Linked DNA regions of Mus musculus: all the other regions are linked to region 1. Evidence: chromatin loops called from intact Hi-C (ENCODE). Cell type or tissue: left cerebral cortex. All regions are shown on one strand.

Region 1 (8,000 bases):
TGCTCCTGGACCTAGGAGAACATCTGGGCCAATGCTTTACAGCCATCCCCGGGGAACTGCAGGCATCCAGGCAAGCAGATGCTTGCCAAGGTCAGACAGCTGGGTGGGATCCCGGCTGGGAACAAATGCCCCGCAGACGTGTGAACAGGGCTTCAATTAATTTCTCCAGCTAATTAAGAAGAAGTATCCATGTGTATCGGCGATTGGGAAACCCTCCCAAGAAAAGAAGGCTAGTCTCAAATAACTTATCCAGGCTAGAAAGAATGAAAGGCACCTTCCACAAAGACCCAGGAGAAGTACAGCAATCCACCTTCCAAAGACGAGTCCACTCCACACAGTCTCAATATGGGAACATCCCACGTGGGTAGGGCTACTGCTAAGTCAAATAGACATTCTCCCAGTCAGCTAAAGATCATGGGCTCTCAGGAGAGCATTCACACCCCTGACTTATTCCAAGAAGCAAAAAGGGAAAGGGTCACTGATACTCAGGACAGATCCACCATGTGGTCTGGGCACCTGATTGCTTCTCTTCAGCTACAGTGTCCTCATGGTCATACAGGAGGGCTGAGGACCCACCTATAGCCATGCCTCTCGGTGGCTCAGGACAGGCTCCAGCAGCTCTCTCTCTCTCTCTCTCCCTCTTTGCCACTATAGAAAGAGGCCTCTAGGAGATGTTTGAACAAAAGGAGGCAGCAAGGCCAAGTTAGGAACCACAGTGGAAAAAACAGCATTCTCAGTCAGGCAACGTGGCTCCTGGCTTGGGGCCCTACGGCTGCAAGCAGGACAGCGCATTAGCTCTGAACATGGGCAGCACTGGGAAAACAGTGTGTGGTATCTTTTCCAAGTCTCAAGCCACAATAAGGCCCCAGGAGAAGCCACGTAGTCTAGGAACAGTTTGGAAACAGGCACTGTAAGCTTGCAAGCGGAGTTTTAAAAGACACTTGTAAAGTACTAACATGCAACTGTCCAGAGCTTCCGCTGGCTGGTGGCCTGTGGACTCTCCTTTTCACCCGTGTTTTCTTTCAGGAATTTATCTTTCAGTAATTCCCCCTTGACGGGGGTGAGAGGCATTGACGTGAGAACTTAGAACATCTTTAGAAAAATGAAGTCCAGGGGCTGGAGATGAAGCACAGGAGAGTATTCGCCTAGCATTCATATACACAAAGCCCTGTGTTCAAACCTCAATTATACATAAACTGATTATAGCGGTCCGTCCCATTCACTCCAATACTCCATTGGCGCAAACTGCAGAAATTTAAGGTCATGTTCAGCTCCCTAGGGAGTTAGTTCCAGGCCAGCCTGGGCTAGGGAGCCTACAAAAACTCACTTGGAAAAAAACTAAAGAGGAGTGTATATATCAAAATGTTAACTCCAGAATTCAAATTGTGCTGGGTCCAGAAAATGCTGAATTAGATGCACCCATTTTCCCAGAAGGGTCAGTTGGACCCCTGGAAAGTAAAATGGGTGTGTATGGCAAAGGGTGGTGTCTGACTTAAAACCCGACCGGGGGCACCTGGCCCTTTAACACTGCTATAGCCACCCTGAAGCATGAAGTACTTACTGTTTGTAGTCCTCCTGCAAGACCACCCATGAGTCCCACTCAACAGAGGCCAAGTCCAGAGTCTCCACCTGCAATTCAAAACCCCCTCCAGATATACTTCCCTAGCAGTCTTTAAAATGTAATAAGAGCAAAACTGTGGAAGACACTGGAAAAAGTAGTCCAGACCAATGGTATGGCTGAAGAGGAGCGAAACTTTGGCTCTTTGGGAGCCAAGGAGGCAACCCCGTGGGAACGGTTCTTCACACTCTGCATTCCTTTGCTGGTGCTTTTTCCCCCACCCTGGCTACGCCCCACTGGTCATCTGATTCCACATCCCTCCTTTAGAAAGGCCCCTGTCTCTGCTCTCTCATCGGAGGGCACACTGACCACCTTTCCTTCTGTCTGCTACTGTGTTTATGTGCGTCTCTTAGCCGTCTAAACTACTACCCTGGCCGGGGTCATTGAGAAGGACCTGTCTCCCAGACACCACGCCTGGAAGGCCCTTCCTTCCTAGAACTGTCCTAAGCAAGATTGGACTGTCCTTCTAATCCTAGGACACAGGAACCCTGGGAAGGTTTCCCAGAGCCTTGTCTAGCTCTCCTTGTTACTTGGCCTTTGACCCTGTACCAAGCAGGCTGTAGGACTGTTCAAAATAAGTATACTTTAAAGTATTCTCTGAAAAAAAGAGACCAAAACAAGAACTAGAGCAAACTTTAAGTGCGACCACCAGAGACCCGCCTAGGGTGAAGAAGTCGCCTCTTCCCGCGCAACGGCGGCGGCCAGGAAGCCTTCAGTTTTAGCAGGAGGAGCGATACAATCTCTGAGCTCCACGGATGGTGTAGAAAACCGGGAGCAATGCGGAGCACGGGATACGAGAGTCCTGAGGGGACTTCCTTGGGCAAGAGGGGTACAAGGGACACGGAGACTCCTGGGCCAGAGGCTAGCAGAGGACCATGCCCACGGCCAGGCGCGGCTAAGCACTGCGGGGTACTCGCGACTGCCACTGGCCAGAACGGACCCGACCTTCCCCACGCCCTCGCTCTGCCCATGTCCAGGTCACGGCGGGAGTCCACCCAAGGCCTGCAGACGGCCGCCCACCCGGGCCACTCCAGCAAAGCACACCCCGCGCCTGCGGCTGGAGACTTCTCCGTGGCGCGCGATCCCCAAGTGCAAGCGGCCAGGAGGACGCGGCCGTCACCCAGCGGAATCCCGGAGCATAGTCCCCATCGCCGCCCCGGAGCCCGCGGGGTCCCCGCCCGGCAGCACGGGTTAGGGGGCCGAAACCAGCCCCGCACAGCCTTATCCCGCGCGGCCCGCTCGGGCGATGCCGACACAAAGGGGACGCGCGCGTCACCCACCTGGTCCCGCGCGGTCCGGGCTCCCGCTCGGCCTCTTTGCGCGTGGCTGTGATGGCCCCGCCCGGTGCCGGCTCGCGGGTGCCGCTGCCCCGTCAGCCTCCCGCGTGCAGCCCGCCCCGCAGCGCAGCGCCCTTTATGCCTCCCCGCCCTGCGCCCTGAGAACTGCGCGCGGGGTCGACGGGGCGCGAGCGCGCACTAAGCGCGGGCGCGGGAGGCAGAGCCAGTTTGCACGCCAGCGCCCCCTGCCGTTCAGAGGTGCCTTAATGTCCATGCACCAGGACCAGGCGAGCAGCCCCCAGCAATGCCAAAGGGAGGGCCCAGATCAGTTGGGGGGTGGGGGTGGCGGGACAAGGGGGCAATGAGTCCTCCTGAAGTTGGACCCCTGTTTTCAATACTAGAAGAACGAGTGCCAACAGCTAGAAAGAAACGAGTGAAAAATCCCGACCCTACCAGTCAGAAGCTGGAAATCTCACTCAGTGAAGTATCTGGGACCCTCTAGAGTAGTCTGTCTATGCAAATTACAGCAAGTCTCTGGACTTGCCAGAACCTGCCCGACAGCTATCCTGCCTGTGAGTAGTTTACCATGAATACTATGAAAGAATCATCTTTTCACCCTAACTTCTGATAATGCAAATGAATGAGAAGAGTCCTCAACCTGCTTGGACCTGAGGCTGAGGCTCTGTGCATATATATGAAGCACAAGCCAAAGCATTTCGTTTCTTTCCCTTAGAGCCTAAGATCCACCAGTGGATGGGAATTCCCATAAGTTATTATCTTGCAATCCCTCTGGTAGGTCCTGGAAGTTCATGTCAAACGTGCAAAAATGGGTGAACCTTTTGAGTATGTATTAAGGCTAGAATGAAATGTTCCCACAGGCATGTGTTCTGAACGCTTGGTCTGCATCTGGTAAAGATATTTCTGAGAGGCTCTGGGAATGTCAGGAGGTGGGAGTTAACTAGGGAAGGCCCTTGGGGGGATCCAAGACACACACACACACACACATACACACACACACCACACTTGTGTGCGTTCTCTCTCTCTCTCTCTCTCTCTCTCTCTCTCTCTCTCTCTCTCTCTCTCTCTCTCTCTCTCTCTCTCTCTCCTAAGATGTTCTGCTCAAGCACTTTGGGTCCAAACAGCTGTGGACTGCGTTCTTTGGCTGGGGGACTGGAGAGCCTCCATTTGCTAACTCAACTTCTCTAGTTTTCCCCTAGAGAATTAAAACAGGATTAAAAGCTCTGTACCATCTACCGTCTGCTGCTACATTCCCAGGTGCATATTTGTGTTTATACATGTGTATGTGAGTGCAAGCCAAAAGTCAATGCTGGGGTGTTCACCTCTTTTTCTCTACTGTATATTCTGAACCTAAACCCCTTTAATTCATGCAGACCTGTTGGCCAGCAAGTTCCAGGAGACCTTCTGCCTCTACCCCAACCCCCATTATCCAGTGCTAGGATGCTGAGCATGCACCACATCTGTATTCTTACATGGATGCTGGTTATTAAACTCAGGTCCTCAGGCCTGCATGGCAAGCACTGTAGTGACCAAGCTGTCTCCCCAGCCCCTCATCCGATACCATCACCAGTTACTGGGCTGAATGTTTCAAATCTTCAAAGACACACACTTGATAGATACCGTGCCTCACACAAATAAGCCTAGCATTCTGAGGGCTGAGCTAGGAGGATTGCAAAGTCAAGGCCAGCCTGGACTAGATAAGTGAGAGCCTATGTCCAATAGGCAAAAGCCAAAACAAAACAAGGACACACGTGGCCTCCTAGAGCTTTGGCTTGCATCAGACTCTGTATAAATGCCTTTGTTCAAGAAAGCACACAGTGTGAAGAATCCTAACAACAGCACTTTGTTGCTTCGGCCTCTCACTGAAAGATAGAAATAGTTTTGCCTGAAGGCCTGAGCTCTGAGAGAAATGTTTTCACACCTCCCCAGGCCTGGTTGGGGAGCAAAGTTATGAATGAAGGATTGAGAGTCTGCTGGGGGAGGGGGGCTGGAAGCTCACAGCAAGTGGAAGACTTGCAGCTTGACTGAGGCTTCCCGTGTTGTCCATGACACAAAGGACTGGTAACACACTGCCTATGAATCTCTGTGGGTAGGTGAAAAATCCACCCCCATCAAAATGCATAGATGACACCTCCCAGACCTTACGTGCTAACCTGTGCATCGTCACACCAGTGACCTGACGGGCTGGCTAATGCTATGTAACTATTCCTGGGGAGATGGTCTGAGTCCACTACACAGGCACTGAAATCCAGATTTGCAGCAGACCACACAGCGAGCGCACTTCCAGGTTTATCTATGAAGCCTGTCGAATCTGCCGTTGCTTTCCACCCTCCACCCGTACCCAGGATCTATTTACCTTGTTTTTATGTGGATTATGGTACTTACCATGCTCCCGGTGTTGGGTATTTACTCTGGAGCTTAGATCACCGCTCTTCAGGATGTCTTTCTGTGAGATCCCACACAGAGCCGGAGAGTAATAAGTGCTCAATAATGAATGAAGCTGACTCCTCTGAGCCTCTCAACAGCTAATGCCATTCTCTCCAGAAAGCTGCCTGGCTCTCAAAGCCATTCCACCCTGACCGGGCTCCTCAGTCCAGCTCTTGCCTGAAGAAGACTGACTATCCCCCTGCAAGGTGGTCACTTCAAGCCTGTTTGAAAGACCTTACTGTTAGGAAGGACCTTATTGTGCTGAGGATGTACGGTTCACTGTCTCACTGGGCATGTATCTTATGATCAGCCACAGTGGGAAGTGCGGGCCCAGGGAAAGTGGGCCCGAGTCCTGGTACCCATGTAAATGCTCTAGACACTGAAACGAGGCAAAGCCACTGGGAAATTTTCTCCCTGATAAAATTAAAGGAAACTTAAAATTGTGACTTACAGTTAAAGAAAAGAAGAAGAAAAATAGTGCAACTTGTTTAAACTCCCACTTGCACACTCTAAGTCTAGGATGCACATCCTTTCGGGTTTTTTTGTTTTTTTGGTTGGTTGGTTGGTTTTGTTCCCCCTGCCCCATTAGGGACAGTCTAACTCTGTAGCCAGGATGCACTGGAACTCAAAATCTAGCCCAGGCTTCTCTCAAATTCATGAGTCTCCTGCCTCAGCGTAATGTTGTAATTTTTATTTAAATCCAATTCTCTGTTTCTAGAGAAGAGTGCAAAGTCGAGTGTCTTTCCTCTTTAAGCTTCTCTTTAGGGAAACCCAGGATCCTGAGGGACTTAGTGTTTCTGGAGACATGGGATATAACCTTCCACACGTGGCCCGTCTCTGCCTATTAATCTCATTCTGGAAGTCACTCGAAAACAAGGGCACTTTCTGCAGTGTGCACTGTCTCAGGTGAGACAAGCAGCCTACCAGGGCACAACCTCAGGAAGGAAGAAGGTTACCAAAACTCTCAGGCCATCCATCTGGGTGGGGTTCCTGCCCACACCCACATCTTCTACACCAGAGACTTCCTCTTTTTCTGTTTTGAGATCTCAAGAAAGTCTACCAATGTCCAAATGTCAAAATGGAGGACATTCAATGTGGTACAAGTAAATTGTCAGTTTCTCCACTGCAGCTGTTTAGCCACACTCAGGTAGGTGTACTGATCTGTGTCTTCCCCGAGCCTGAAGAAGTTTGTGTAAAATCCAACTATGAGTAGCTCAAAGTGTGGGCATGTTGCAAAGAGGGTGATTGCAGGTGGTATTTGTTAAGATGCAATCTAGGCAGAATTCCCAGAGACCTCATCCATTATGACTATTCTCCTTGGGAAACAGGGAAATCAGGGCACAGGTACACACTTGTACAGGGTTGGTGTACTGGCTAGTTTTGTGTCAACTTGACACAGCTGGAGTTATCACAGAGAAAGGAGCTTCAGTTGAGGAAATGCCTCCATGAGATCCAACTGTAAGGCATTTCCTCAATTAGTGATCAAGGGGGAAAGGCCCCTTGTGGGTGGTGCCATCTTTGGGCTGGTAGTCTTGGGTTCTATAAGAGAGCAAGCTGAGCAAGCCAGGGGAAGCAAGCCAGTAAAGAACATCCCTCCATGGCCTCTACATCAGCTCCTGCTTCCTGACCTGCTTGAGTTCCAGTCCTGACTTCTTTGGTGATGAACAGCAGCATGGAAGTGTAAGCCAAATAAACCCTTTCCTCCCCAACTTGCTTCTTGGTCATGATGTTTGTGCAGGAATAGAAACCCCGACTAAGACAGTTGGTAACACTGTGAGTTTGGGGTGGGAGGCCCTTCTGTAAAATAATACATATCAAAGATGAGGTGGGTAAACTACCAGAGGACTGGGAGAGCCTAGAGCAGTTACTTGTTCACTGTCTCAGCAGCCAGCCCCATCCATATCTGAACCTCAGACATCCAGACACGATTATAACAAACCAGGTGTCAACTTGCCTGGGCTATGGGATGTTCATGAAGCCATGTGTCTGAAAATGCTGAGAGACTGACCCTGGAACCATAGACTAGCTGGAACTAGTAGACATGCCCATCCAAGGAGCATGGTCCAACCCACCGAAGGCAGAAAGAGAACAGAAAGTGAGCACAGGGCAGTTTGCTCTTTGCTGGCATGGGGTTCTCTCCTGTCTTCCATGTAGGAGTTCCTGGCTCTTGATCTTAAGACTCCAGAATCACTCTGCCTGTCCCCCATTATCCATACAACTTCATCCTGATTCTCAGGCCTGTGGGCTCAGACTGACTCTCACCAGTGGCTTCTTAGGTGGCAGTTCTCAACCTGCAAAGGTGTCAAAAGACTCCTTCACAAGGAAGGCGTATCAGATATCCTGCATATCAGATGTTTACATTATTATCTATTCATAACAGTAGCAAAAGTACAGTTTAAAGTAGCGATGAAATAATTTTATGGTTTGGAGTCACCACAACATGAGGAAGTGTATTTAAGGGTTACAGCATTAGGAGAAATTTGAGAAGCACTGTTCTAAGGTATCTTGCTGGCCTGTAGAAGACCATGGGAGTCTTGTTCTTTATAATCACAGGTACCAATTCCAATGTACCCACTAGATCTTGGACCTCTAAATGATACACTTACATAGATACATATGGACTTTTATTCTATAGTATATGTGTAGATAATGCACAGAAT
Region 2 (8,000 bases), 93 kb before region 1:
GCATGATAGGCAGGCAGTCTCATTTCCAGCTCTGGTAAAGTTTTATAATTAGAAAAATGCATGGGCTGGCAACCTCCTCAGGCCTACTAGGAAGGCTCCTCACTCCTGTCCTTCCTGTTCAGAGGCAGGACTCACTCACTCACTTTCTAAGGATTACACTTAGAGACAAAACACTGGACCATTCTCCTGGTAGATGCTTATCTGCTTCTGCTCGCCTCTCCCTAAAAAACCTCTATTGACCACTTTTAATCAAGCCAAGCAAGTACGTTTCTTCTTAGAGTCTAGAAGTTTCTACGACCCTACATCTAAATCAAATGCTGGTATCAAATGCCTGATGTATGCCAGGTCAAATGTCAAGCATGCAGGATCCCCTAACAGCAGAAGCATCAGTCAGTCATGGGAAGATGTGACCTACAACACAGTAAGTCCTGGACGGTGATCAATGCATCTAAGCTGCAGTAGGGAAACACAGGATGTAGTCACCAATACTACCCTGGGGAAAAAGATGACAGAATGGGTAGGGAACCCATGCAAAGGGTGGTGAGGAGGAACATGGTGGACCTGAAGACCTAGAGACCAAGGGAGAGAGGACAGTGCTATGCTGGGAGAGCAACAGAGGATCTGTGGCTGGGGCATGGCTGAGGTACCTTCCTGAGGATGGGAAAACAAAAGAAATCAGGGACCAGGTGGGGAGGACCCCATTTGGGTAGGGGGTGAGCAGCCACGAGTGTGTGATCACCAGGACCACAGCCACTTTGCCCAGCTGAGCTACATGATAGCACACATTTTATTGTGGGGAAATACCCCTGATATAACCAGTTGGTTATGGTTCACTCTATTCAATTCATCCATAAAGTCCACCTGGGAAAAGAGCTGGGCTATCTGACTAGGAGAAGCAAGAGGAAAGAAATACAGCAGTCTTTTGCCATATTCCAATAGACTCAGCATTTTAGAAAGACGTGGGGCTCTTGGCTTCAGGTACCTGTGGACGTACTAGTGACCTTGCTTGTCCCCAGCGCCTACTATGCTTAGTGGTCTTACTCCTGCACTCCCATTTCAGACCACCTTCAACAGAGGGTAGCTGTGGAAAACTTGCAGGTTCCAGAGGAATTAATCTGGGTGCGCAGTCCAGTGTGGTTCTATCATTTCACTCAGGGAGGGTGGTTCTTAGACATCTTTATATATCCAGGGTCTTGTGTCTTACTTTAGGAGGTAGGGTGTTTTCTGAGTTCAAAGTATTTATAGCCACATGTTCTCAAGTGATACTTTCAGGAAGGCAGCCTACTTCTTCTGCTGGCCCCCACTCCCAGTCCCCAGCCCTCAGCTCCAAGCCCATTCTTTGTACCATACATGGCTCCTATACAGTACCTGGTCTCTCCGGGAAGGAATGTGATGGGCATGGTCTCTGGGCAGCCTTGGCCAGGGTGCCAGCGGGCTTTGCAAGCAGAGCAGAATTCCATGTCACAGGCTTTGCACTGTACCAGCTGCGGGGTCTGCAGCCCTATGTCCTGGAGTTGGCACACGGCCTGGCAGGTGGATGCTGGGCACCACGTCCGACAAGGGTCAAAGAGCACCTCTAGCACAATGAGACAGAAGGCAAAAATCAGATTCAGGATGCCATGGGCATCGCAGAGGGTGAGCATGGATTCAGGATGTCATGGGCACCAGGGAGGGTGAGCATGGAGACCCTCTGGGGCCTGCCCATGCAGTCAGAATGCAGGGCATCTAGGTGACCCAGCCAGACACCCCCCAGACAATTGCTCCTTTACTGCTCCTGTGTTCATCCAACTCCTTGCAAACCCCTTGCAGCTTTTTACTCTAGTACCTGGTGTGCCCAGGGCTCCTTCAGCTGCCATCTTAACCTCCAGTTCCATTACTTTCTGGAGAAATACTAGCCCAGCCCAGCTCCCCTGAGCGTCAACATTACCAGATCTTTGTCTGCAACCTGCCCACTGGTTCCCCCACCACAAGCAGTCCACATTTCCTGGAGTCAGGTGAGAACCTTTTCTTTTACCACCCAGTGCCAGGGGTGTACATAGTCAGTTGCAAATAGTTGTTGAATGGTGAAAAGAAGGAAAGAAAGAAGGAAGGAAGAGAAGGAGGGAGGGAGGGAGGGATGAGGGAGGGAGGGAGGGAGGGAGGGAGGGAGGAAGGAAGGAAGGAAGGAAGGAAGGAAGGAAGGAAGGAAGGAAGGAAGGAAGGAAGGTAGTTGGTATTGCATTAGTCTTCTTGCCTTACTACATTTTAGGGAGGCATACAAAACCGTGGTTTTTGCAATGACATTTCCAGACCTAGGTGTCTAATTTTGTTCTCAATTAGTCTTCTACTAGGATGGTTCACATACCCAAGGCAGATTCTCTTGCCAAGCCTGACCCCCTAACTACTGGGTAAAACTAGAAATTTGTCTTCTATGCTGAATAAGCCCAAGTTACTGCAAAGCCTGACTTGATGGGGTTGGTCAGGGAATTTAGTTTAAAAACAGGATATGGTGGCACTCCCCCTCCTTCACATCTTGGTCCAAACCCTGCATTTATAATTCGTCCTGAGCTGCCCTCCCTCCATAGTGAGCCAGCAGGCCATCTCCATTTCCCTCTTCTCTAGTGGACTTTGAACTTTCACCAGGTGTGGTAGGAGACACAAACAGGAGGCTAATAGCCGGGACCATGGCAGGCCATCGAATTACAGGACCATCTCCACAAACCTGCACAAGCTGCTTGCCCTCAGCTTTGCACTCAGGCTGTTCTTGAGAAGCAATCTGGGGAGCAGTGACTTTTGCTGAGAGAACGTGCTTGCTTGCAAACCCCCGGTCCTGTGCCCGGTAGCCTGACATGGTTGTAGTTCAGCCAGTCCAAAGGCAGGCGTTCCACCTAATGGGACACCCAGCAGACTGAGGGTGCAGAGGGCTGTAATGATCATCATTGACTGTCAACTACAGAGGAGAGTTGATCACCTACGATACAAGCCTCTGGCAACACAATTCCACAGACTGGAGCCCTGGACTGGATAAAAAGGAGCAATCAAGCTAAGAAGAGTTATTCAGTACTTTCTGCTTCCTGGCTGAGGATGCAATGTGACCAGCTACCCCACGTTCCTGCCACCATGGTTTCCCTACTTATATAACTTATAGAATGAATGTATAACTTCCAACTGAGCCAAATAAGCCCTCACTTACAGGGCCTCACACTGCAGAGTCCTGACCTCATACACATGTGTGTGCCTTTCTGTGGGTTTCATGTTGCTCCAATTATAGAGGACCATTCTGATCAGTGTTGGAGGAGCAAGCCTGTCAGGTGTGAGATCAGCAATGGTCGTATCTACTTGTGTGAAGGCAGGCCAAGCTCTGTAAGGGGCAAGGTAGGGATTATTTACATTGTTATAGACCATGTGATTTTTGGTTTTCTATGACATCTGCTTTGTTTGCTGCTGGGTTAAGAGCAGACAAACCAACCTACAAATGAAGGTTCTGGGGAAACCTTAATTATAGCAGCTGGGAGCTGGAGATGGGCTGGCCTACCAGACATGGCTGGCGGACTCTTAACCCAAGGTTACTAACTACTCTTTATTTATTAAGAAGTGTTCATCAAAAGCATAAAGGGATCTTGTTGCTATGACAGCAAGGGCCTGAGACGATGTATGTGACACTCTAGAACTGAGAACTGCACTCCACATTGACTGGACTTCATACAATACTGTAAAACATTTGAGGTGCTCCTGACACTCAACAAACAAACAGTAGCTACTGTCCAACTTGGGTGTCAACGTTTGCTATCTGAAGAAAGGTTATGGCCAGTAAACATGTAAATACATATAGAACTGGAGAAGTGTTGCCCAGGAAGCTTGAGGTGTTGAAAGCTCCTTGAAACTTCACAGCCCTCAGATATGTGCTGAGAGAAATCCCCAGCGAGCACCCACAGCCCAAGGACCCCCAGCATTCTCTCTTCTAGCAGCCCTTCCCCTTCCACACACACCAACTTTCAAATTCACCTCTCTACGTACACATGTTGGGGGAGTTAGCCTGGCCCCACACCAGATATTCATACTCCATCTGCATAGCTACTGAATGATGTTCTGGGGAGAGGGAGACATGGGCACTTGGCATGCTGAATGTGTGAATGACCATAGGCTTCTGGCCTTATGCTTACTCATTCTGTAGGTGAACCTTGCTGGAGTAGGCTTTCTGTCTCAGACCCTTGGAGTCCTTATGTCCTGCCTCTTGCCTGCTGACTTTCCCTCTGCTCTGGAAGCCCCAGACATTAGTTGGGGTAGGGTTCTCTTCACACACTTCCTGACATGTGCTATCACCCTTGACAACAGTAAGTGAGTCTACCTTGTTCCTTTATCACAGAAGGCCCCACTCTGCTGTGGCATGGAAATGAGGCCTAGGGAAGGTTTCCATGGTAACAACTCCAAGAACATGACTGTTTTACTCAGGGCAATGATATGACCCTACCTATCACCACGGAAAGATTCCCAGCAGACAAGGTGAAGTGATTTGTCTCTAAGTGGACTACAAGCATCCACCTTCTGCTGAGGCCCATCACGCCTGGCTATGCAGCAGCTCCAACCCCTGGCAGGAATCTATTAATATGCTCATTGTCCTTCTCACTGCTCAGTTCTGCCAGCTGTGCACACAAGCAAGGGGCATCCATAACAAAGCCCACAGAAAGCAGCATTCTTGTGTTTCTCTCAGAACATAGAGATGTGTCCCTCAGCTTTCCTGACGCCAGCGTCTATTAATAACACATGATCCGTGCTACATCTCACATAGTGGATTATATCTACTGTATACGTGCATGCATGTTCATAAGATATGTTTACATGTAGCAAACTATACCTTCTAGGGAAGCAAAAGCATCAAGTCAGAACTCTACTCTGCCAGAGGCATACTAGTCATGCAGAGGTGTTCTTGAGGAGGCTGGGGTTAACACAGATTTCCTATGGACCTTCAGTGAAGCAGAGTCCAACCACTGTTTACAAAGGTGGTTTACATTTTAAAGACAGATGGTAGGCTAAAGTATCCTGAGGGACTAGTACCCAACACAGCCTCATGTGTTCCCTGTTGCCGTGTTGTTCCATCTGCCCAGAGCCCTGGTCCTTGTCTGTGGTGGTGAGTAAACCCATGCTGGGAAGACAGAGCAAATTGAGGACTCTTGGTAGGGAATGGAAACATACCTGGTCCTTTTATTAATCATTCTGAAAAGGGTTTTCTTTTAGTAAACAAGATGGTGTAGTTGAGATACAGCGTGCTTCCAGACAGACATGGGAAGAAATGCATGTAGCCTTCCATGGCACACAGACAGACACTGCAGGGCAGGCATGCACAAGAGAATGCTTCATGGACATCTCTCCAGAGCCTTTCCTCATCCAGGTATCAGAGTAATAGGCCGAGTGGGAGAGAAGGTTCCAGAAAGCAGAAGCAGTAACTAAGAACCCTCGGTGCCTCCAGATGGTCAAAGACTTCAGGGGAGAGGTCAGTCAAGACACCTGGCTGTATGTGTGGCAGGGGCCTAAGTAAAGAACCTTTTGCAGCTAAAACGAACTCTAGGACTTCTCTGTAACTACCTGTTAGAAAATCATCTAAATGAGTTTCTTCCTAAGGTGTCCTCCACTGACTAAATTTTGAAGGAATGAAGCAAGTCAAAGTTGGCTTTGAGATCACAGCTCTAGGTTAGTCCAAGGTGCTGGCTGGAGCAGACAGGTGTGTCTTAGGTCCCACAAGGCCATCTGGCCAGCACTTCTGTGGTATTAAGTCCAAATCCTCTCTAAATATCACTCGATGTAAGGCTGCTGAAATGTTTTCTAGTGAGAGTTTTCAGTATTTTTCTAACCTTAGTTAAGGTGATTCATTTCTTATTCAAGAGCCAGAAACTTTTAGACTCAGCCAAAGTACTGGGAGGGAAAAGAAAGCTTAAAATTATTTGATAGGAAAATCTACCAAGCTTCACTTTGGAATTAAACCTCATGTCACAGAAAGTTCATCTCCCTGGGATCTAAATGACCTCCAGTTTCTGTTAAGATCCTCTGAAAATGAGTTGAAAAGAGTCTGAGATTCTCAGAGATCCAAATGAATCAATTTTACAGCCCCTCATTCTGTCTTTAATGCTGCATGACAGTATATTTACGGTAAGCTGTCCCAAAGAGAATGATGGGCGCCATCTAAAGAAACAAACCATGGACAGCAAATTCTGAAGCCATTAAAGATCCTTATTGACCTGTTGAGAATTTTATTTCATCTAATTTTATGAGCATGTATGTAGCTTGTATGTTTGTCTGCATGGATGTATATGGCCCTCATGCATGTGGTGCTCACAGAGGCCAGAGAAAGGGTGTCAGACCTTGCACTGGAGTTATACATGATTGCAAGCCACCACCCGGATGCTGGGAACCTAAGCAGAGTCCTGTTGAAAAACAGCTATAAGTGTTCTGAACCTTTGAGCCTTCTCTCCACTGCCCTGGTTGATCTTTGAAGTTGTCCATATGTACACATGTACATATAAAATACAGGTATACATAAAAGTGTGCGTATATTATATTTTAAGAAAATTGGAGATTATCTTTAGCATTTCTCCTATTTTCTTTTTAAGCTTGATACCCTGGAGTGTCCACAGCCCCTTGTCACAGGTGTATCCTGCTCCGAATTTTGCATTTCCATGTAAGCACATCACCTTGGGATGTGGCTCAGAAGGAGACCTCTGGTACAGGCTCACAGTGTCTAGGGAGAGGGGATATGGTCACAGGAGCTTCCACTGCACTGTCAATCAGAGCAGTTACTGGATGCCTTCACAGAGGCTCTGCAGCAGAAGCCACCTGCATCGCAGTCTCTGATCTGCTCTTTGCAGGGGACCTCAAGTCTCTGAAATCGGAGGAAAAGGGTTCTGTAGGTTCTTTCAAATACCATTTCATGAGTGCAGAACACCTGAGAGAGCAAAGATGGAAAGTTCCCCAGGCATCCAACATGTCTCAAGCTTAGCAATGTAACCATCAAAGTTAGTCCTCCTCTCATTCCACTCCACACACCTATTTCTCTGTCTTCACCAAGACTGCATCTAGTAGGAAGGTCTGTGAAGGGCCCAGCAGAAGGGGAGGAGTTGGCCCTCAGAGATGAGTGTGTGGCCAGACTCCTACTGGAATTTAGAAACCAGGGAAGTCACCCAATAGCCATAGGGAAGGGCACCGTGGACCTTGGTATATCAGGCCTGTGATACTCACTGAGGACCAAGACTCATTTACTCATGAGCACAGCTAGCTAAGCCTGCAAGGCGCAGTGGGACAGAGCAGGTTGAATGTAGATTCAGTGTTCTACAGTGGTACCTGCAAGGAGTACCCAGCTTGGGGACCTCCTCCCAGGCCTTTGGGTTTTTTCAATGCAGGAGAAATCTAAAAGTTTCCAAAACCAATAAACCCAAGCCTGGCTGAAGAACAACGTGAACCAGGGATCTCTTTAAGCCACCACGAAGCCCCAATCCCTGTATATACACAGTGTCTCCCAGGTCCCTCCTGGTGCCAAATAGATCACATACCCAGGCCACCAGACTCTGAGCATCTCAGAGGATTTCACACCAACATTATCCCAGAGGTGCAATATTTCACTCCCACCAAATCAGGTTCACTCATCTCTCCCAAAAGAAGGCTTCATAAAAGTTATCCACCTTCTGTTGTAGGATTCAAAGGCGGATACACAGCAGGCCACCTACCTCTTTCAAATTGTAGCTTTTTATATCTCTGCATTATTTCTGCGGCAACCATACACTCAATCTGAAAGGGGAAAAAAAATAAGACTTCAGGTAATGATGGTGATACTGAGAGGTCTAGAACATAATACAACATCAGGCCAAGCAGAAGAACACAGCATCCTGATAAGCCAGACACAGCCAAGCAGACACAGACAACCAAACCATGTGCTCCCTCCCTGAATGTACCTCATTCTCCTGAAGGTGGCCCTGTTTGGGACAGGCAGCATCCGGGCAGCTAATTGCAGTTTCTAGCCCTTCTTTGATCAA
Region 3 (8,000 bases), 70 kb before region 1:
GGGACACTAGCATTCTGCTACCCTGTACAGTCCCTGCACATGAGGAATTGCAGAGTGACAAGAGAGATAATGCTAGCTTGGTAAGCAAGAGTCATTAACACATGTCAGGTGAAACAACTTGCTCCTGTGTGCTCATACAGGGCATATCCATATAACTCCAAATTTATTATCCAAATGACAATGAACCCCAACATGGGTTTTTAAGGTCCTAAGAACAAGGCCATGGTTTGCTGGTTGGCTGGTTGGTTGATAGTTCTATGCATCTTTTCCTGTTTATATCTCTAATTTTTGTCAAATATATACATTACACTCTACAAAGTGACTATATTTCGGTTGAAAATGGTTACTAGTCCTAAAGGGTTCACAAGCCTAAAGACACTCAGTCAAGCCGAAGGCTGATAGGGCTTCAAACTCAAGATTGGAAACGTCCCCAGGGAGCTGTCTCTGCTAAGTGATTTCTTGATCCTGGAGGGTAGAATATGGGGAACAGTTGTTGCTGATGATGTCATACAGACACGGGGTCGGTAGTTTGCAGGGCACTGTGCCAGGGATAGGAGGAAGGGATCCAATGGGGCTGGTTTCAATAATCTGCCACATAGTTAGGTAATGTTGGAAGGCCAAGGGAACCATCAACTGTTTCTCTCTGTAAAACCCATGGACAGTCACTGCACATGCTGAATTGCAGAGGTTGAAGGCAGATGATGCCAGCTTGGTAAGCAAGAGTCATTAAAACCTGTCAGGTGAGAGAACTTGCTAAACAACCCCATTAAGGCTGCAAGGGGAAGAAAAGACATCTGCAGGGCAGAGATAGGCCCAAAGCAACTTCCAGAACATCCAGTACAACAGCGGGGACTTTTGTAAGATGTAGACACCAAAACCTTGTTTGGTTATGAGCTGTTCAAGATGGCCAAAGATGGGACAGCAGCCTATAGTGGGTTACACAGTGCAGAAAAGTCGGGCTTAACTGAATCCACACAGTCCTGAGTCCTCAAACACTCTCCATAGGCTCTGGCCTGTGCAAGAGCAATTTCCTGCTTCCTCAACAGCCTCTGTCTCAGGCCACTGCTCTGTCCCATCTTACTCATTCCCAAGACTTGTCTCCCCCCAACTTCAGCACCCCACTCCCCTTCCTGTTTACAGTCTCCCTTGGAGCAGCTGGAGGATTTGACCTGTATGGCTTCCTTTCTCCCCTTCCATGCTTTCCGCTTGACCCCCTAGACAATGAGTCAGCCCCTGCCCTTACCTCTGTCCCCACTCTGCACCTGCCCTTCACCACAAGCAACTTCAAAAGCAGGACAGATTCGCATTTCATTTGCCACTTCTGTATTCTGTTTCTTATGAAGTACATAGTGTTTTAACTATGGCCAAAACTATGCTTCCAACAATGACAACAACAACAAGACATGGAAGAAAAATGTCTATATTGTGTGAGAGTCCACCAGGGCCTTCTCTCTCTCTCTCTCTCTCTCTCTCTCTCTCTCTCTCTCTCTCTCTCTCTCACACACACACACACACACACACACACAGGATGGCCTAAATATGGTTCTGCAAGCACTGTACAGCTGCAGACTTACAATAGGGATTTGCTAAGGGACTCACAATGCACTATTAAAAAAAAAAAAGGTCTTTGTTTTCCTAATGTGAATGTCAAGTCCTGGGAAACAACCAACTATTTTAAGGGCGTCTGGTCAACTATAATCATGAGTCAAGCAATTCAAAATGTTTGTGGGGCAAGATATTTATTAAGCCCAACTGAAGATACACAGAGGGTTATACACTCGTAGGAGAGGATTGAAGTCAAGGACAAGAAAAAGTTGAAGGAGAGAAAATGTCTAACCATTGAAGACATTTAGCACATGAATAGGAAGCTGGCAGGGTTATCTGCCAGAATCATCTCATCTCAATGCTCTTCCCCCCAAACATCTTCAATACAAAGCTAGGGAAGGGAGGGGAAGGACATCATTGTCTTCCCTCAACTCATGACCAAGTTAACTCTAACAAGCCCCTGCTCTCCAGAGTCCTACCTATGTTTCTTCCCAATCAAGCTCCTTTGCCATCCTCCTTTCTTCTCTAAACTCCAGTTTCTTGTGCTGAGCTTCTGTGCCCAGTGATCTATGGAATCCCTCTGAAATCTCAAAGTCGTTGGCTATCTCCTCTTTTCTCAGTTGTGTGGCCCATCGCTTCCTCTTACTCTCTGGAACTGCAGCAGCAGCAGACACAGTCCTGGATAACCTGTTAGATCCATCTGACAGGAGCTACAATCCCTAATAGACATGCTCTGGGCAGGCTGTGAGTGATTAACTAATTTAGGTTAATAGGGTAGGAAGATCTTAACTGTGAGCAGCACCACTCCATGAACTCTGGTTCTGGACTTGATATAAAGGACAGAGTATCAGCATCCACCCTGCTTCCCCGACTGTGGATGCAATATGACTCAGGTTCCTTTGCCATGCCTTCACCACCATCAAAGGTTGCATCCTCAAACTGTGAACCAAAAGACACACTTTCTTCTTTAAATGGCTTTTGTCAGGTATTTTGTTAAAACAAGACAGGTCTCGCCGGGCATGGTGGCACACGCCTTTAATCCCAGCACTTGGGAGGCAGAAGCAGGTGGATTTCTGAGTTCGAGGTCAGCCTGGTCTACAAAGTGAGTTAGTTCCAGGACAGCCAGGGCTATACAGATAAACCCTGTCTCGAAAAACAAAACAAAACAAAACAAAACAAAACAAAACAAAAAACAAAAACAAGACAGGTAACGAATATAACCTGTTAGTTTGCAATTTCCAACCCACCCAGACCTACTAAACCAGAAACTCAGGAATGCAGCCACAGAAGGCAGTGCCTACACACTAGTTAGCGTCCTTTCATGCTGGAGTCCCCACTCATATCCACATGACTCAAGGTCCTCAAAGGTTCAAGATTCCAGGTACGGAGCTAAATTATGCAGAGGAATTTTCAACCATTCTGAAGTCTATTATACCTGTCAGTTTTTTCTCCTTACCTTCAAGTGAGATTACGCAATGGTCAGTGTTGTGATCCATCCTTCTAGACATCCATGGGCAGGTAGTCCATAATTATAATAATCAAAGATAGAAGAGACAATGGGAGCTGTGGAGATGGCTCAGTGGGTAAGAGCATGTGTGTGAGGATTCGGGAATGGAATCCCCAACACCTATGTAAAAGGCTGTGTTCACCTGTAACCCCAGCATTGATGCTGGGGGTACACTGGGGCTTACAGCCAGCCTCTGTTAGAAAAGCAGGAACTAAAACAGCTACATAAATTCTAATGTGTGAAAGAAGCCAGCTTGCAGAGCAGAAGCCCTTCCTTTTAGTGGCATCTTCTAAAGAACAGAGCATGCCTGACCTACTAAGGGTGGGGGAGGAGTACAAAAGACAATATACTGCCACCAGGCTGGATACTTAGGGGATACTTTTCTTTGCTCACTAGGGAAACCCATTCTTAGGGGTGCTTTTTTCTTTCTTTGTGTTTTGTTTGGTTTCTAGACAGTTTCTCTGTGTAGTCCTGTCTGTCGTGGAGCTAGCTCTGTAGACCAGGCTGGTCTGGAGTTCAGAGATCCACCCTTCTGCATCCTAAGAGCTGGGATTAAAGGTGTGTGCCACCACCACCTGACATGTTTCTTTTTTCCTTAATAAGATGATTCTTTTCCATGCTTAACATAAATAGCAATACTTTCTCTCAGTCTCTTTTCCCAGAATCTTTTCTTAAAGTCTAATAACATTGTCCTTTGCTTCCTCTTGAGTCCATTACTAATTTATCTTATTAATGAGGCTAAGAACCCCAAAATGGAAACTTAGCTTCCCTGGTAACCATCCTGGTCATAAAATGAGGAACTCTTGCTTCAGTAAGAGACTCTGACTCAAGGGAATGGGATGGGGAATGACAGATCAGGATAATATCAGGATACCCCATAGTCCCCTGTGGCCGCTGCATGTGAGCCCACAAGCCTGTGGCTACTCAAGACACCTGATAATCCTTCTCAGTCATCACTTTTCCATGCTTAACATAAATAGCAATACTTTCTCTGCACTGACTTCAAGGCATCCCTGTGGGTAGGAGGCTGAAGCTAATCTAATTGAGGCAAAGACACTAGAACTCCTGGGATAAGAGAATAGCACTGGAGGTTTAAGTAGGAACCCATGCTTAGAATACTATAGATGCAGATGGAAAACACAGCTCAGCAGTGTGCTGGTACACACACTGGTTAGTATGTGTGCACATGCGCCTTCCTTGCACGTCAGCTGCGAGGACGCAGAAGGCATGGACTCTGCATAGAATGCATGCCATGCCCAGATCATCAGTCCAATAAAGTGCTCCAGTTTAAGGAACCAGAACGCACAAGACAAATGGCTGATTCTAGCAGGGTCAATTAGGGTTCTTGAGGAGCACGGAAAACCCCACATCCCACAGAGCAAGGATATGCTCAAAGCAATCCACTCTCATTGGCAGTGTGCAAAGACACCCACAAGTTGAGAGATTGTGCCACGATCTGAATACCCTGAGCAGGGTATGCACTGTGACCCCCAAATACAAAAGCACTGCCCTTGCGCCCATCAAGAAACAAAACAAAAAAACAAAAGAGATTGAACAGTTAAGTAACTGACTGGAACTTGACACAAATTTCAAGCTAGTCACAAGAGTTTGCACCAGCAATGCCAGTGTTCTGGAAGCAGAGTCAGGAGGGCAGTGACTTCCAGAATAGGCTTGGCTACACAGGGAAACTCTGTCTCAAAATAAAAAAGAGAAAAGACACATATCTTGTGTGAGAAAGTTCTGCTGGCCTCTGTAGCTACTTCCCCCGGGGAGATGGAGCCCAACTCAGACTCTAGGGTGGGCTGCACACAGGGACTGTCTGTCCAGGTGCAGAGAGAGGAGGCTGCCAGGGTGATGTCACACTGTGTCTGGTGGAGGCACACTGTGGGTGTCACAGTAGTCAGGCCGGGTGACAGTGTGCACCCTTGACTAGGCTGGGTGAGATTGACACTTCAGGCTGTGGTCTACTCCATAAACCTGCAACACCCAGTCTTATGGTGGGAAGAATAGCAGGCAAATAGTGATTCAGGAATGTCCTAAAGAATGCTGGACAACGATCCTCAAGATTGCCAGGATTCAAATTTTCTTGAAATCATCCAAATATGTATGACACTGATCTTGGAAGGTAAGGTGGAATTCTGGGTAAAAATAAAGGAAGTCTGATCAAAGTAAAAGTTTTAGTGAGGAATGCATAAGCTTGTTGACCATAAAGAGCCAGTATGTCACCAGAGGAGCTCTGTGTATGTTTGTACATGTTCATGTGTGTGTGTGTGTGTGTGTGTGTGTGTGTGTGTGTGTGTGTTTGTGTGTGTGTGCGCGTGCGTGTTGAGGCACTCTCTGGTCTACCTGTGACCTTTTCCTACCTCTAAATCCAAACCTACAAATCCCAACCTAAGTCTCACCAGTGAATTTTATTTTTAAAAGCCTCCTCACCCCCAGGAAATGTAGGCTCAAAAGAAAAGGATGACATTTTAAGCTAAGGTTTTCCCAAGATACTACTAAATTCTAAAAAATACCTAAAGAAAGTTTACAGACATCCCAGTGAATTCATAATGACCTCATTCATTAAGGGTTTGACATGCTAAATAAGTAATATATGATAAATCTAAGAAGGCCCTATGTTGGGGATCAATTGGGTCATGAATTCCTTTCTATAGGAAGACAGCTCAGCAATATGGCTTTGCACCATAAAGGCCATTCCTAAATTAAGATGTTGCCATAGGAGGACCAGGCAGACAGCGGAGCAAAGGACAAAGAGGGAGCCTACTACTTGTCTATCTTGTAACATGGCTGGGGGGGGGCGGGGGGGTTGGACAGAGACCACTCACTCAAAGATCAGCAGGTGTCAGGGAGCTTCACAGAAGCTTTAGGGGTTCACACCTTTAATACACACCTGTCCAGATGAGAGTGCAGGCCAGGCATTAGGAACTCTAGGACAGGAACAGCAGTCATGACTGAACACTGAGATGTGTAGGGGGCTGGATGGGGTATAGACTGATACACAGACACAGAACCGTAGGCAGGGTGGCTTCACAGCTTTTCACCCCATACTTCCCCTCCACTTGAGTGCTCAGAGATTCACAATTACATCATCAGCACCACAGAAAGAAATGTCCACATGGTTGTCCAAATTGTTTCCAGAGCTCTTGCTGCCCACAGGTGAAAACAATCAAACAAACAACCAAAAACAAAGTCACAGACACACATAGGAGAAATTCTGCTGAGACCATCTTTGGGGAAATGTTCAATATCAACCTGAGGCTCCAGCAGACCATCTTGAAGAAGTTTCAGAGTGGCTGATCTTGCTTCAGATCCAAAGATTGAGAAACTCACAGATTAGGAAAACACACCTCTGAATGCATCTATGAGAGTGATTTCAGGGCAGATTAAACCATGGAAATTCTGATCCACTTGTATATTCAAAATGTAAACAGACCAATTGGAGATGGTGGCACATGGCTGGAAAGAGTGGATCACTATAGCGTGTCCCCAGCCAGTGAAAATTATCTAGATAAACCTCAGGATACACAATTTTAAAAGTACAATAATAAATCTCATCAAAGAATTCAAGGAGGTTAAAGACACAAACTCAATAAAATTAAGGAAAAATAACATCTACGTTCTCTCCAATCACATGCACCACATCCCCAGAAAAAATCCATAAAGCTAAAAAATAAATAGGACAAAGACGTCTTGAGAATGGAATTCAGTAAGAAGAAAGAAACATTGAATATATAAAATTAGAGAGAGAGAGATAGAGCGAGAGAGAGACAGACATGAGGGAGAAAAATCTTCAGTCAATGGCATAGACCAGATCTTCAAAAAGATCACAGAAGAAAACTTTCCTAGACTAAGGGAAGACACAGACAGCCATACAGATACAAAAAGGACACAGAACACCAAACAGATAACACCAGAGAAGAAAATCCCCATGATATATCACTTAAAACACTTTTTTATACAGAATGGAAGAAAGTATATTTGTCCTAGTTAGAGTTGTTGTTGCTCTGATGAAACACCATGACCAAACACAACTTGGGGAGGAAATGATTTATTTGGCTTATACTTCCCCAGCACCTTTCATCATCAAAGAAAGTCAGGACAGAAACTCAAACAGGACAGGAACTTGGAAGAAAGAGCCGATGCAGAGGCCATGGAAAGGTGCTGCAACTGGCTTGTTCCCCCTGGCTTGCTCAGACTACTTTCTTATAGAACCAGGACCACCAGCCCAGGGATAGCACCACCCACAATGGGCTGGGCTCTCCCATATCAATCACTAATTAAGAAAATGTTCTACAGGTTTGCCTGTAGTGTGGTCTTATGAAGACATGTTTAATTGAGGCTCCCTTTTCACTAATGACTCTAGCTTGTGTCAAATTGACGTAAACTAGTCAGTACAGTATTGAAAGCTACAAGAGAAAAAAATACAAGTACCATATAAAGAAAAACCCATCACAGTAACAGGTGATTTCTCTATAAAGCCAAAAAATACCTTTCAAGTCCTAAAATACTATGACACCCAGCCTAGACTAATGTACCCAGCAAAACTATCTACAAAATAATTGAAGGAAAAAGAAATACCACCAAATGAACAGCCTAAAAAAATTATACTCAACAAACCAAATGTAAGGAAAATACAGGAAGCCATAATTAGAGAGGGGAGAGGGAGAGAAATACAGAAGATGGGAGGAATGTAAAATACCAGTAGAATGTCTGAAAATGTCATAAAGAATCATAACAGTTCACTGTTTACCTTAAAAAAACCCTATAACACGTGTGTATATAAATATTTACACATAGTTTAAATTAAAATTACTGATCCTTGATGATTATGTTCCCTCCAAGAGCACAAATCATTAAACCACCAACACCAGGCATGAGAAGCCTTCTTGAGTTGTTGGTAAGAGTAGCCCAAGAGACTTCCAAAACATTACACTATTGCTGCTGC

Evidence for each region. Hi-C counts contacts between places; a loop is a spot of excess contacts. Peaks named below come from ENCODE experiments on the same cell type or tissue, not always from the same donor. Only the 100,000 strongest peaks of a DNase experiment are listed, where the experiment ranks them.
Region 2: a loop joins it to region 1, with 4 times the contacts of the local background. A loop is called at or near these places in 17 of 42 quality-filtered maps.
Region 3: it touches region 1 in a loop (2.9-fold over the local background); 10 of 42 quality-filtered maps call a loop at or near these places.

The regions. Positions count from the first base shown.
Region 1 is chr12:26,412,203-26,420,202 of GRCm38, forward strand. It overlaps Rnf144a (ring finger protein 144A), which reads right to left and starts at 3,060. Exons shown (of 10, transcript NM_001081977.2): 1 at 2,899-3,060. It overlaps Mir6538 (microRNA 6538), which reads right to left and starts at 2,808; the gene lies at 2,699-2,808. In left cerebral cortex, CTCF peaks have their summits at 3,127 (motif pointing left) and 3,332; DNase peaks (open chromatin) are centred at 373, 842, 1,969, 2,395 and 3 more places; H3K4me3 peaks cover 3,045 bases; H3K27ac peaks cover 2,553 bases.
Region 2 is chr12:26,319,584-26,327,583 of GRCm38, forward strand. Rnf144a (ring finger protein 144A) reads right to left here. Exons shown (of 10, transcript NM_001081977.2): 5 at 7,920-8,000; 6 at 7,695-7,755; 7 at 1,369-1,576. Among named protein-coding and RNA genes, the nearest start is that of 4930549C15Rik, 23 kb to the right of the region's middle. In left cerebral cortex, no CTCF peak of the experiment used is centred here; DNase peaks (open chromatin) are centred at 4,326 and 4,551; H3K27ac peaks cover 674 bases.
Region 3 is chr12:26,341,734-26,349,733 of GRCm38, forward strand. All of the region lies in intron 3 of Rnf144a (ring finger protein 144A), which reads right to left. It overlaps 4930549C15Rik (RIKEN cDNA 4930549C15 gene), which reads left to right and starts at 4,977. Exons shown (of 5, transcript NR_130981.1): 1 at 4,977-5,177. In left cerebral cortex, no CTCF peak of the experiment used is centred here; a DNase peak (open chromatin) is centred at 3,318.